Regions from separate parts of the Homo sapiens genome. Here region 1 is linked to region 2. A link is a contact called in ENCODE Hi-C data. All regions are on one chromosome and are shown on one strand. Each heading gives the region's core, a stretch centred on a gene start or an enhancer-like site at or near the end of the contact. The rest is flanking DNA. Distances are from core to core; before and after follow the strand shown. Region 1 holds the start of HERC5 (HECT and RLD domain containing E3 ubiquitin protein ligase 5). Region 2 holds the start of DMP1 (dentin matrix acidic phosphoprotein 1).

The links. Hi-C counts contacts between places; a loop is a spot of excess contacts on that map.
Region 1: a loop to region 2 is called in a map of endothelial cell of umbilical vein, with 2.9 times the contacts of the local background. The contact joins the promoter of HERC5 here to the promoter of DMP1 in region 2. A Hi-C loop is called at or near these places in 1 of 168 maps with a recorded cell type or tissue (endothelial cell of umbilical vein).

Annotation. Positions count from the first base shown.
Region 1 is chr4:88,454,069-88,460,788 of GRCh38, forward strand. HERC5 (HECT and RLD domain containing E3 ubiquitin protein ligase 5) reads left to right here and starts at 3,051. Exons shown (of 23, transcript NM_016323.4): 1 at 3,051-3,466; 2 at 5,279-5,402; 3 at 6,027-6,103. The coding sequence starts at 3,202. The region is part of intron 1 of LOC102723458 (a long non-coding RNA gene); the gene reads right to left. RefSeq lists an enhancer at 2,681-3,110.
Region 2 is chr4:87,645,104-87,651,998 of GRCh38, forward strand. DMP1 (dentin matrix acidic phosphoprotein 1) reads left to right here and starts at 5,177. Exons shown (of 6, transcript NM_004407.4): 1 at 5,177-5,281. All of the region lies in intron 3 of DMP1-AS1 (DMP1 and DSPP antisense RNA 1), which reads right to left.

The sequences.
Region 1 (6,720 bases), core at 1,801-4,300, 810 kb after region 2:
CAATTTAAAAAAAGAGAATTAGTTGAAAAATGTTTGGATAAATAATAAAGTGATGAATCAAGAATAATTTTTTTTTAAGAGACGAGGTCTCACTATGTTGCCCAGGCTGGTCTTGAAATCCTGGGCTTAAGAAATTCTCCTGCCTTGCCTCCCAAGTGCTGGGATTACAGGTGTGAGCCAAGAATAATATTTTTAATAAAACAATGTTATGTAAAGCAACATTTCCTATATCCCTAACCTTGCTAGATATATATTTTATATTCAGGAATATCTCTAGAGTTTTTATTTTAGCAAAGTGCTGAATAATTTATTTGAAAAATCTGAATGTTAAGGGATTCATTAATTCATTGAATAATTACTTATAGTAGGTACTGTGTGGCAAGTACCATTCTAAAGGCACTAGCACTGGCAGGCCATCGACCAGCAGAACAATGCGGAGTTTGGCCAGGGCAGTCGGAGGACAGCCTGGGCCGCTGAGCGGCTCAACTCCAGGGGAAAACCAACTCCCTTCTGGCTCCCCCATCTGCTGAGAGCTACTTCCACTCAATAAAACCGTGCACTCATTCTCTAAGCCCACATGTGATACAATTCTTCTGGTACACCAAGGCAAGAACCTGGGATACAGAAAGTCTTCTGTCCTTGTGACAAGGTAGAGGGTCTAATTGAGCTGGTTAACACAAGTGCCTATAGACAGCAAAACTAAAAAAGCACACAGTAGCACAGCCCACTGGTGCTTCAGGAGCAGTAAACATCCACCCCTAGACACTGGCGTGGGGTTGGAGCCCCAAAACCTGCCTGTCTGTATGCTCCCCTAGAGGTGTGAGCAGTGGGGCACTGAAGAAGCGACCCACTCCCACTGCCGCATGCCCTACGAAGGGGACAAGGGAACCTTTCCCGTTTCATTGTTAGAGGTCAAAGCTTTTTCCATGGCACATGCCCAGTCTACATAACTTGCAGTTTTGGCTCTGTTATACCTACAGGGTAACTGGCCATTTTGTTATCAACAGAGTAGGGCCAGTTTGGGCTGGCTCTGAGGTTATAATATACGGCCAGCTGAGTTTTGACAGGGATGCCAAGGCAATTCCATGGGGATAGGCAAGCTGGAACGACTGGAAATCCATAAGGAAAAAAAAGAACCTTTATTCTTACCTCATACTGATGCAGGAATTTTTGCTCCTTAGCTCAGCTAAAATCCAGGTTCTTGTCTCATGACCAGGAACAATTAGGCATGTGAATACATTGCAAGGTGAAGAGTGGCATTTATTAAAAGCTCTTAGCAAAAAAACAAGGAGGGTCCTGCCAACAGGCTCCCAGCTCACAGACTGAATAACAGGCCAACACACACAAGCTGAAGACTTCTTGCTCATCCCTGCTGCATAAGGCTGAATTCCCTCTGGCTGCACCCCACTCTCCTGGTGCAGTGGGCCCCCAAGTCCCTTGTGGGCATGCCCAGACAAGACCCTGGGCAGGCTTCCTCAGCTGCACAAAAGCTTGTGAGGCAGGTCAGAGATTCTCCAGGGACCCTCCCTTATCTGCCTCCAGCATCTATCGATACTATAAAGAATAATTCATTTTAAATATAATGAAGACCAACAATTATAAAACTTCCAGAAGGTAACAAATGAGGAAATCTTATAATCTTGAATTTAGCAAAAATGTCTTAAGTAGGACAAAAAAGGTATGAACTATGTAAAAGAAAAAAATGGATAAATTACATCAAAATTGAAAACTTCAGTGCTTCAAAAGACACTTAAAATGAAGAGGCAAGCCACAGACAGGTAGAAAACATTTCAAAACGTATAGCTAATAAAGAACATGGTATGAAACATATAAAGAACTCAATAATATATAAAGAACTCTTAGATAAAAAGTCAAGCTAGCTAATAAATAAATGGTCAAAAGATTTGAATACACACTTCACAAAGAAGAGATCCTCCTGCCTTGGGCTAAAAAAGGGCTGGGGTTACAGGCAGGAGCCCAGGCCCAGCCTTGTCAGTTGATTTTCGGTGACCCTTCAGAGGGCAAAGGGGAAGTTTTCTCCTGTTCCCTACAACCGACAGGCCCATCAATTGGTGAATGGATAAATAAACTGTGGCTTACCCATATGATAGACTACCATTCAACAATAACACAAATGAATTACTAATTAAACACAATAGTATGAATCTCAAAGCATTGTGCTAAGTTAAAAAAGCCAGACATCACTTAGATATGGTTCCGTTTGTATGCATTCTAAAAAAGGCCTAAAGCACATCACTGTTGCCAGGCACCCGGGAATACGGGAATACGTAGCGGAGCGGGCACGAGGGGGGTGGGGGTGGGGGTAGGGGTGGGGGGGAGGGTAGCTGCCTGCATAGCTCTGCCCAGTTTTATGCCGGTTTCAGCCCGGCGCACAACGCATTTTTTTTTTTGATACATAGTCTCGCTCTGTCGCCCAGGCTGGAGTGCAGTGGCGCAATCTCGGCTCACTGCAAACTCCGCCTCCCGGGTTCCCGCCATTCTCCCACCTCAGCCTCCCGAGTAGCTGGGACTACAGGCGCCCGCCACCACGCCCAGCTAATTTTGTTTTTGTATTTTTAGTAGAGACGGGGTTTCACCGTGTTAGCCAGAATGGTCTCGATCTCCTGACGTCGTGATCCGCCCGCCTCGGCCCCCCAAAGTGCTGGGATTACAGGCGTGAATCACCGCGCCCGGCCGCGGCGCACAACGCTTAACAAACTTTGGCTTCCGTTATCCCTCCCTCTGGAAATGCGTGTGTCAGGGTGCCTCCTAGTGGAACTGCAGCGTTTCCTCGAAAGCCATTCCGTCCAGGAGTTAAGGTGGCCGCTGCCCGCCCGGGGACACTTTCTCAGTCCAGCCCATCGGCCTTTACCCCAGCCAACGACCTGTTGCCTTTGGCCGCCTGCCAAGTCACTCTCATTACAGTTTCCTTTTCCTTTTCGATTCCGCCCCCTAAAAACAACAACAAACATTATGTTTCGTTTTCCACTGGAGCTGCAGGCCCCGCCCCCAAACAGCACGTGGGGGGCGTGGCGTCCCGGCAGGGGCTCAGTAGCTGAGGCTGCGGTTCCCCGACGCCACGCAGCTGCGCGCAGCTGGTTCCCGCTCTGCAGCGCAACGCCTGAGGCAGTGGGCGCGCTCAGTCCCGGGACCAGGCGTTCTCTCCTCTCGCCTCTGGGCCTGGGACCCCGCAAAGCGGCGATGGAGCGGAGGTCGCGGAGGAAGTCGCGGCGCAACGGGCGCTCGACCGCGGGCAAGGCCGCCGCGACCCAGCCCGCGAAGTCTCCGGGCGCACAGCTCTGGCTCTTTCCCAGCGCCGCGGGCCTCCACCGCGCGCTGCTCCGGAGGGTGGAGGTGACGCGCCAACTCTGCTGCTCGCCGGGGCGCCTCGCGGTCTTGGAACGCGGCGGGGCGGGCGTCCAGGTTCACCAGCTGCTCGCCGGGAGCGGCGGCGCCCGGACGCCGAGTGAGTGGGGCTGGTGTGTGAGGGCTGTGAGGGCTGTGAGGGGTGAGGGCTGAGGGCTGTGAGGGGCGGGCAGCCGGGGGTCCGCGCCTGAGGGAGGAGAGCCCAGAAGGCCGCAGACGCGCGCCTGGCTCGGATAGTTTCGCCGACGGCGCACCTGAGCTGTCTTTTATCCCGGTCAGTGTCAGGCGCGGGGTGAGCGGGATACTGGCGACCAGCGGATCCTCCGCTCAGCAAAGTGGCCGGTGCGGGGCATGCGGGCACCGTCTTCATCCTTTTAGCCAGTCTGGCTTTCTCATAGGTTTCTGTTCAAGTTTGTACCCCCGTCCCCCGCCCGCCGCATCTCCCACTGTCTCGTTTTGAGAAAGTAGTCACTGCTCCAACTTTGGGAGTCGTTCTCAGTGATGGGATTTTACCTTGGCCTTCAGTTGCACTTCTCCCACATTCTCATCGAAGTGGGGGAAATAGTTGCCCGCGTTCTTTAAAATTTTGCCCATCTGTGGAGTGAAGAAATTGGTATCTTGCTGCGAGTTTATTTTGCGTTTAACTACTGGACGTTTGCGTTCCTTTTTCGGTAAATTGCCTGTTTATCTTTGCCTGGCTTTTAGAAATTTGAGTTGTTAAATCTTTTTCTTATTTGTATGGAAGAGGTATTTGAATATTGAATAAGAATAGCCTTTTGCACGTCGTACATGTAATATTTTTCTCACTTTGCCTTTTGTGCATGTTGTTTTTAGTGCATTTTTTGGGGGGTAGTCTGTCAATTTTTTTGTCTGTTAAGGCTTATGGGTTTTATGTTAGGCTGGAAAGCTATCCACACTCCCAGTGTTTTAAAAAATGTACTCATTTTTGTAGTAATTTTAAGGTTTTTTTTTTTAAGTTAAAATTTTTCGTACGCTTGGAATTTTCAGTACTGAGGTAGGAGGGGAGCTAGATTTATTTGCTTTTCCAAAGGCTTAGCCTATGTCCCAATACCATTTCTTAATACTTCCTTTTTTTCAACTGATTTGAAATGCTGAGACTCTTTAAAAGAAACCGTTAGTCTGCTGGACCATTTCTTATTACCAAACTGTTTTGGTTCCCCTAGCATTTGTAATATGGTTTGTGCTTTGAGATTTTTACACGAATAGATTCTATTTCATTAGCACTGAAGATGAAACAAGGTCCCAAAACTATCCTAGTTTAATTTTTGTGAACAAATTAAATAAGAGTACATTTTTACTAGTGGACAGTTTAATCTCTTAACTTCAGAAAGGGCCAAATGTGCACTAATGCCAATGAAAAATGTTTTCAACAGCATCCTCTTTAAAGATAGTCCCCCAAACATAATCCTTCCTTTTAAGAATATAGGCATTGGTTTCTATTGGTAACTGTCGGGAAGTGTTTATTACTGTTATTTGCTTTTTGGGAGAAAGGAATGTGTTTCAGAATACACTATTTGTTCTTGAAATGAGATTATGTTGTCTTAAAGTTATATTTTCTTATAGACCTTTTCATCTTTGTCATTTCAAATTTCGTTCGTCTTAATAAACAAGAACCTAAAAGCAGATATTTAATTGGATATTTTAAGGGTATGTTCCATTTACAACAAAGTATACATCAATATTTTTTCTAATTAAAAAAAATCTATGTCAAGACCGTTGTCTTTCCTGATTTGCTTTGCCTACCTGAATTTTCTTAAGAGAAGTTCATGGTAAGTCAAAGCTTGTCTAGTTGAAATTTTTCCCAGATGTTTTAAGTGTATTATAATGAAGTTAGTAATACAGTGGGTAATAATCAAAGTGACAATAGTTCCTGGTTGGATTTGCTCTGTAGAATGCATTAAATTAGGAAAAAACATGAAGATACATTCCGTGGACCAAGGAGCAGAGCACATGCTGATTCTCTCATCAGATGGAAAACCATTTGAGTATGACAACTATAGCATGAAACATCTAAGGTAGGGAACTTTTTTCTTTTATTAAAAATTAATTTTAATCAAAAGACAATAATAATTTCTGTAGGAAATATCTGATTCTTGTCCCCTGCTTTATATAGTAGCATCTTAAGTAAATAATAAATTCTGAACTGACCAGTAAAGTCCTTATGTCCCCCAGGGCAGGTATCATGTGTTGTTTTGGCATTTAAAGGAAATGATTAAATAGTCTGCCTAGCCCTAAATTGGACTTTCCTATTCATTAACTCATTTGATCCTCACAATAATCCTATAAGTTAAATTTCTGGAAATAAAAGTTTTTAACCTAGAAAAAATACACATTATCATGAAATAATTTGTGAGACTTTTCCCTAGTAGATTATATGAATTAGAACTCATTTTCATCTTGCATTTATTCCTGCATCCTAAAATTGTTTGCATAATATTTTATTATAATTATGTAATGCATATTTTTTCTTAATTAAAACATAGTATTTAAAAAATAATTTTAGATGTACTGAATGTGATGCAGTAAATTGAAAGTTTTTTCTTGAGCTTCATTTCTAATTAAATACTATTAATAGTTCTAAAATCCATGTTGTAACTTTCATTATGGTGATTAACACAAAGTGTATTTTCCTTCATCAGGTTTGAAAGCATTTTACAAGAAAAAAAAATAATTCAGATCACATGTGGAGATTACCATTCTCTTGCACTCTCAAAAGGTAATTTTTCTGTAATATTAATAGTTTTGTAGAAGTAATACCTGTGTGTATATGTGGAGCCAGTAGAATGTCTATATTTCACTTGTAACAGGACAGAAATACAGTTTTGAATTTGATATGGTTCCGAGTACGATTCTTAAAGTAAATACATAATGAGAGAATTCTTGGATCTGTAAAATGTTCAGGTTTCCAAAATTACTATTCCTAAATTTGGTTTCATGTTTTTATTTTTCAAGTACGAAACAGTGAAAATTTTCTGAATAATCAAAACTGTTTTCTCTACATCTGATCCAGGCCTGGGGCCACCCTTTTCCAGAAACTGCTTCCCTTTTCCTAACACCTTTCCAACTTCCACTCTTCCGGCTCAGAATCCCCTTTTGTGGCCAGGCTGCAGACCTCTGATACGTTTTAACATTGCTTTTGAATTCAAGGATCTCCCTAGCCCTGTAGTATTTCCCATTTTCTATCAGACACTGTCATGGTGGGAAATGGAAGCAGTGAATATGAATTATTTCCTAAAGAAACTTGACTATGAGGCCAGGCTTGGTGGCTAATGCCTATAATCCCAGCACTTTGGGAGGCTGAGGTGGGAGGATCACTTGTAGCCAGGAGTTTGA
Region 2 (6,895 bases), core at 3,927-6,426:
AAATAAATATATATAATAGGATATGTAAATATATATGTATAAATATGATATATATATCATATTAATTGATAAGGGACTTATTAGAGAAATTGGCTCATGTGATTATGGAGGCTGAGAAGTCCCACAGCATGCAGCCTGCAAGCTGGAGACCCCGTGATGAGGGTAGTGTGGCTCAGTCCAAGTCTGAAAGCCTCAGAACATGGGAAGCTGATGGTGTAACTCTCAGTCTGAGGCCCAAGGTCTGAGAACCTGGGTGTCAGGAGGAGTAGCCTGGTATAAATCCTGGAGCCTAAAGGCCATAGAAGCTGGAGTTGTGATGTCCAAGGGCAGGAGAAGAAGAATGTCTCAGCTCCAGGAGAGAGAGAGGAAATCATTTTTCTGCTTCCTTTTTTGTTCTATCGGGGTCTCCAGCAGACTGGATATTGCCTGTCCATACTAGGGGCAGATGCTTCTCACCAAGTCCACAGACTCACATGACAAGCTCCTCTAGAAACACCCTCACAGACATGCCCAGAAATAATGCTTTACCAGTTCTCTAGGTATTCTTTAATCCAGTCAAGTTGACACCTAAAATTAATCATCACACAATTCTTTTACAAAGATAAGCTTCCCCTCATGTCTAATTTGGTTTAGTTCATAGAGGTCTGCACAAATACCTCATTCTTTCCACTTACTTATAAGTTTTCAAGGTCATGAAGTGGCTTCCTGTTATCATCCCAAGGTGACCAATTAGTATTCTATTTCATTTTTGTAATATCATTATGAACTCAGAGATTTAAAATTATCTATTTTAAAGACTACATTGCTCCATCTTTGGCCAGTAGAGGCCTATTTGAGTTGGCTCCTGAGTCCTTTGACAGAATCTTAGTAATCTTTGATAGCTTTCCTGGAATCTGGGACGACAATATGTTCCAAACTCATCTTGCATATTTTGGGTCATAGACCTGGTATCAACCAATTTCCCAACAGGCCCCAGATGCTAGATCATAATCCGGGTTCTAGGGGTCCTAGCTATGACTGTGTTTTTAGGTCTCTATAGTGACAGAGCTAAGATATACATGTAGGATATGTGTGTGTGTGCGTGAGTGTGTCTTTATAATAATCCCTGAGTAAATTCTAATCTTTTCCATTTAAATTCAGGATTATAGGATTATGGAGTTCATTACTCTTTTTTTTTGAGACAGGGTCTCACTCTGTCACCCAGGCTGGAGTGCAGTGGTGTGATCATGGCTCACTGCAGCCTTGACTTCCTGGGCTCAAGCAATCCTCCTGTCTCAGCCTCCTGAGTAGCTGGGACTACAGGTGGGAGCCACCACGCCCAGCTAATTTTTTTGTACTGTTTGTAGAGATGAGGTTTCACCATGTTGCCCAAGCTGGTTTGGAACTCCTGGCTCAAGGTATCTGCTGGCCTCGGCCTCCCAAAGGGCTTTTGCTCTTTTGTATCAAATTTGTATCTCCTTTCTTTCACACTGAGAATCCTGATTCTCATGGATGCATTGGTTAAAGAAAGAGAATAATTCAAAATTACTAATATACTTTATTCCACATTATACATACAACATTCTCAGAATAACAATAATATTGCCATCACTAGTATAATTATTGAGAGCAGTTGAAATTATTTTTGCACATATGCTCTCCGTTCTCCCCACCTTTTTAAAAGCTGCACTATATCAATGCTAAGTATTTAGTTATTATATACCGTGCTGTCTCCCGTTTAGCCTCACTTAATTACATTTTTACAAGTAACTATATGTTTTATGTTTATCACCTGTTCTTACGACAATGCCTCTCTAGTTATTTTGGTTGACTGAAACTCTTTATCTAGTAGATTCCCCAGCAATGGTTTGAGAAAATAATATTCCTTGAATTCTTGCCTGTTGATAGCAGTTTGCTTTAGCCTCTCATACCTAAAAGTCAGTTTGCTGACTTATAAAATCCTTACTTCACATTTTCTTATCTTGAATGCATTAGGTATATTACCTTATTTTTCCTGGCATGAAGCATTACTGTCAAAGTCTTAATGATAATCTAATATCCCTTCCCTTATGAATCACTTGTTGCTTTTGCCTAGAAGCCCAAAGGACTTTACCTTCAAAGTTCAGTAATTTTATTAGAATATGTTTTGGTGTTGGTCATTTTGGGCCAATATTCTCAGGTACATGATATGCTCTTTAAATGAGAGTTTTTAATCTTCTTTTTTTAAATTCAGGGAAACTTCCTTCGATGATATGTTTGTTATTCGTTTGTTTTTTAGTACTTCTGCTGTTCTCTCACTTTTGTTATCTTCTTTAGGCCTCCTATAATCTACAATTTGGATGTTCTTTGCCAATCTTTAATATAATTCACTTTTTCCCAAATACTTTTTATTTATTTATTTTTTTAACTTTAAAATATTTCCCTCTTTTTTGCCTTCTACTTCCATTGAATAATTACCTATTATATTTATTCTCTTTTGTGTTCCCTCTAGATTAGTTTTCATTTCTAAAATAATTTTTTCTTTCATGCTAATATTTTCCTGAGTCCTGATATTTATTTTCTGAATTATTCTAGTTTCCATGTATTTTTTTCACCTATTGTGTCATTTTCTTGATACTTCTTTACTATTTTAAAAATAGAAGCTTAGGGTTTTAATTTATTATTTAATTATGTCTTTTAAGCATACTTTGTCTATCAGGTTGTTATTCTGCTCCTATGGGATTTAACCTTCATAGTTTTTTGCTGTTTGTTTTATATGAAAGTGGTTTTCCTGTACTTTTAGAAAGAAATGTGGTTCAGGGTAACTTTCAAACTTCACACGGCTCCCTCTTCTGTTGCTTTCGTGTTATGTTAAAAAAAAATAGCAGCTTTCTAAGATTTCTTGGATCCATTCCCCTCTCCCATATTTATCTGTGTCTTCTCTATTGTCTATATCCTGTGCAATTTTTATTCCACTCCCAGAAGTTTCTCCTGTATGTGAGTCTGTCTTAGAAAGCAGCTGTAGTGGCTTAGAATCCTTAGGGGCTAGACTGGTCTAGATCCTTCAGCTGTGCTATGAACCATTGGCACCCATCAGCAATAATTCTTGACTGCTTTGGGTTCTGCTGTTCTCATGTTCATCAGATTTCCTGCTGCTTTCCTCCGCTCACTCCTGCATAGACTCTCTAGGTCTTGTGGCAGTTGTGGACTTTGTCCTTAGTCACCTTGGAGTTAGTGGATATAACTTGTCATAAGGGGTGGTAACTAATCAAAAACTACCTCAACGTTTCCTCTGCTCCCTATACATGTGCATCCTGATCTGACACCAAAAGGTAGAGAGTATTTCTCCTTATGAATCTGAGATCTCCTTGTGATTGATTGACCAACAGAATATGGAAAAATGATATTCTAGGAACTCTTGGCCCCCAGCCTTCAGGTTGTGAGAAGGCCAAGCCAAGGAGAGGCCATGTAAAGAACTAAAGTGCTCAGAATTACAGCTCCAGCTGAGCTCTCAGGTAACAACTATGAAAGTGGCATCTGAAATGTTCTGCCCCAACTGAGTCTTCAGATGACTACAATGCTAGCTGTGAGAGATAAGAAAATGGTAGTTGTTTTAAAATGCAAAGTATTGAAGTGGTTTTTGATATAGCAATAGATAACAAAAATGCCTAGTTTTATTGTAAATGTTATCCACAGTTTTCAATTTTGTTATCTAATTGCTCCTCTGTTTTTATGTAGGGATTTGAAGAGAGTCTAAAATAATGTCTTGTAATGCAATCTGCCCAAATCTGCCCAGAATCCAATTCTGTCATAAGATTATAAGGTTCTTCTAGCATAGATCTCAGTTAAGACCCATGAAACCATCAGAGAGTGTAATTCAGAACCAGAGCAAATCACAGGGAATTTATAGCTTCCCCATATGGACTTTGGCTTTCTAATCAACCCTAAATGAAAATAGACATCTCTTTCCTCATTGTCTGCACCACCCTCCCCCGCATATTATAGTTCACACTAAATATGTTGATAATCCATATATCTGACATTAGTTGCCTGAATAAATTGGGCACTCTAATTTTCTAGATCCATGTTAGGAGCATCAGCTCAATTTTTTTTTTAACAATTAAAGCATTTTTTTAAAAGTTACAGTGAGTTATGCAGATACTGTAATCAAGTTAATAGTTTGGCTAATTTTCAAGCCAATCCACTCAGTCATTCAAAGAGTACTGAGTGATTATTAAGAACTGTTCTAGGTATCCAGGCACTGATTATAGATCAGTAGACAAGCAAACATCCCTACTCTTAAGGAAATTAAGGTCCAGCAGCTGATATTCTCTAAATTCTTGTTCAGTGGCCATCCTGCCGTCACTTGAACACGCTCCTGGGAAATTGCCAAACCCATTTCCAGCTCCCTACAACTTTTAGTACGCTTCCTCGAAAATGTTTTGGTAAATATCATTTTATCCATTTCATTACATTTTCAGTGGTGGCACAGAGTCCCTTCAAGATTAGTTTCCTTGGATGCTACCCAGCTAGTATTCCCCTTAATCCAATTCTGATTTCAAAGAATCATTAAAATGTGGCAAACAGGGAATGATTAAGTGTTAAGTGTTAGATCTAAATTTCTTGAATAACACAATAGCTACTTAAGGGGGGTACTTTAGTGGACGCTTTATTAGATTAGTAGGAGTTTGGGAACTTTGTGTGTATATGGGGGTGGGGAGATGAGAGGAAAAGGAGGTGAGTAGTAGAGGTTGTTAAAAGAGGAAAAAGGAAGAAATAAAAGCCCATATTCTCAAAACCAACAATTTAAGGAACTCTAGTATTTTAGTAGCTTTCTCCATGTACAACCTGGAAATGTACATTAACAGGAAACTTTCTACCCACCCCTGCCTCCGCCTTTCCCATCCTTGGGTCTGCTGGGATCTGTCGGTGGGTAGAAGACATTGTCATTGTTCATAAGACTGCCTGAATGTGAATGACATATATTTAGAAATCAAAATAAAGTTTTGGGAAGATCTTCAATTTAATGGAAACTAGTCTAGTCATTTGGGAACCACAAGAGCTTTTTAGGGAAAATGTGCCTCTGCCAGCTGGAGGAAGTGTGGGTGTACCGGGGTCCCGGTGACACCTTGTGATGTCAGTCACCCCCAGCCTGAGGTTGATTGGCTATGAAGAGCTGCAGCAGAGTTTAAATTCCTGCACCATCAGAGAAGTGTCCAGAATATCAACACAAGAGTGGCTTCATTGGGCATAGATTTCCTCTTTGAGAACATCAACCTGATTTTTGAGACTTTTTGAAAAAATTCTTTGTGAACTACGGAGGGTAAGTCATTTTCATCATTTAATTTTTTAAAATGACTTTTGCTGGTTGTTTGGAAAATATTAAATATGTATACATGTTTGAGGCATTATACCATGTAGAGAGAGATGGGAGAGCTGCGCTTTGGGTAAAAACAGTTCCTATTTTTGTGCCTGTTGTTTATGCCACAGTAAATAATGATATGAAAATGACATGTTAAGACAATACAGCCAGGTGTTTTTCTTGGTAATGCTTTAATTAGATCTCTGCATGACACTTCTAAAAGGGATAGTTTATAGAACAGGAGGCAGATGGAAGGTCATTTTGAAATTTAGTTTTAATTAGCAAAACGTATAAAACTTTTACAGTGTGTTTCATGAATAAGGGAATGTTTGCAACCTACAAGATTGTGAAAAAAAAGCTAAACTTATTGAATGGCAGGACTTTAAAAAGAATTTTTTTTAAATTAAAATGTTATTCATCTAGAGAGCATCTAGTAACATTTATTATGAACTGCATAAGTAACTAAAAGATGATTAAACTACTGAAATAACTGAGGGTGTGATAATTATGTTTTTTGTATTCATGTTAGCATGATGCCTTGAATACAGTTAGAATTCAATAAATGTTGAATATAATTATATTTTAAAATATTGCATTTTAAAACATATATTTTAAAATGTCCATATGTATTTTTATTTACTGTATTTAGTGCACTTCTTCATCTGTGTGACGTTTAGAAGAGTCCATGTGTTTTAGCAACTTGTCTTCCTTAAGAGCAGTAACTTGTGGTTAACCATACTTTCTGTTTAACTGAGGCTTGACTATCTTATTTTAACTTTGTTGTTTAAAAATGCGAACAAACTATTTTCTAAAGGGTATTAGTCCACTTACCTACCTGAAAATGGTGATGTAAAACAATGTGCCTCAGATGCTTAGAGGCCTTCCAAATCTATATTTAATTTTGGGGGCACCTCAGAGGTATATTCCTGTGATTAAAAGCATATAATATTGGATTCATCGTAATTGACCTGAAGACACATACAATAGGAAGAATTGGATTTTTTTTTGGTTTGTTTGTTTCTCTGGATTCCTGGTAGAGTTCATATCCTGGCCAAGTTTGATTCTATTTTCAAAGAGTAATAAGAAAACAAATTCTAGCAGGTTCTAGTTAGTTGGATTCTGGTTAATTTTATTATTATAAAACCAACTTATTTTATTATTATTGTTTATTATTATTAAAGTTTCCTGCTAATGTACATTTACAGGTTGTACATGGAGAAAGCTACCAAAATATTAGAGTTTCTTAAATTGTTGGTTTTGAGAATATGGGCTAGAAAAGTGCCTAACACATTGCATGTTCATAAATATTTACTGACTGCTAATGAATGAATGTATTGTTCAGTTGTGTTCTTGAAGATAACAATACTAAGACAAATAAAGCAAATTAATATGATGAATTGTTTTCCAAAAGAAAAAAGAGTCTATGACTTTTCAAACCTTTATTTTCTTCTTTTGGCCTATTTCCTTCATTTTGGTTTACATAAAAGAAGATATATATTTTACAAATGTATCTTAACCTTGAGAAAATGCTAGAACAAATTTCCTTACTTAAGAGCCGAAAGAAGTTTTGGCTAC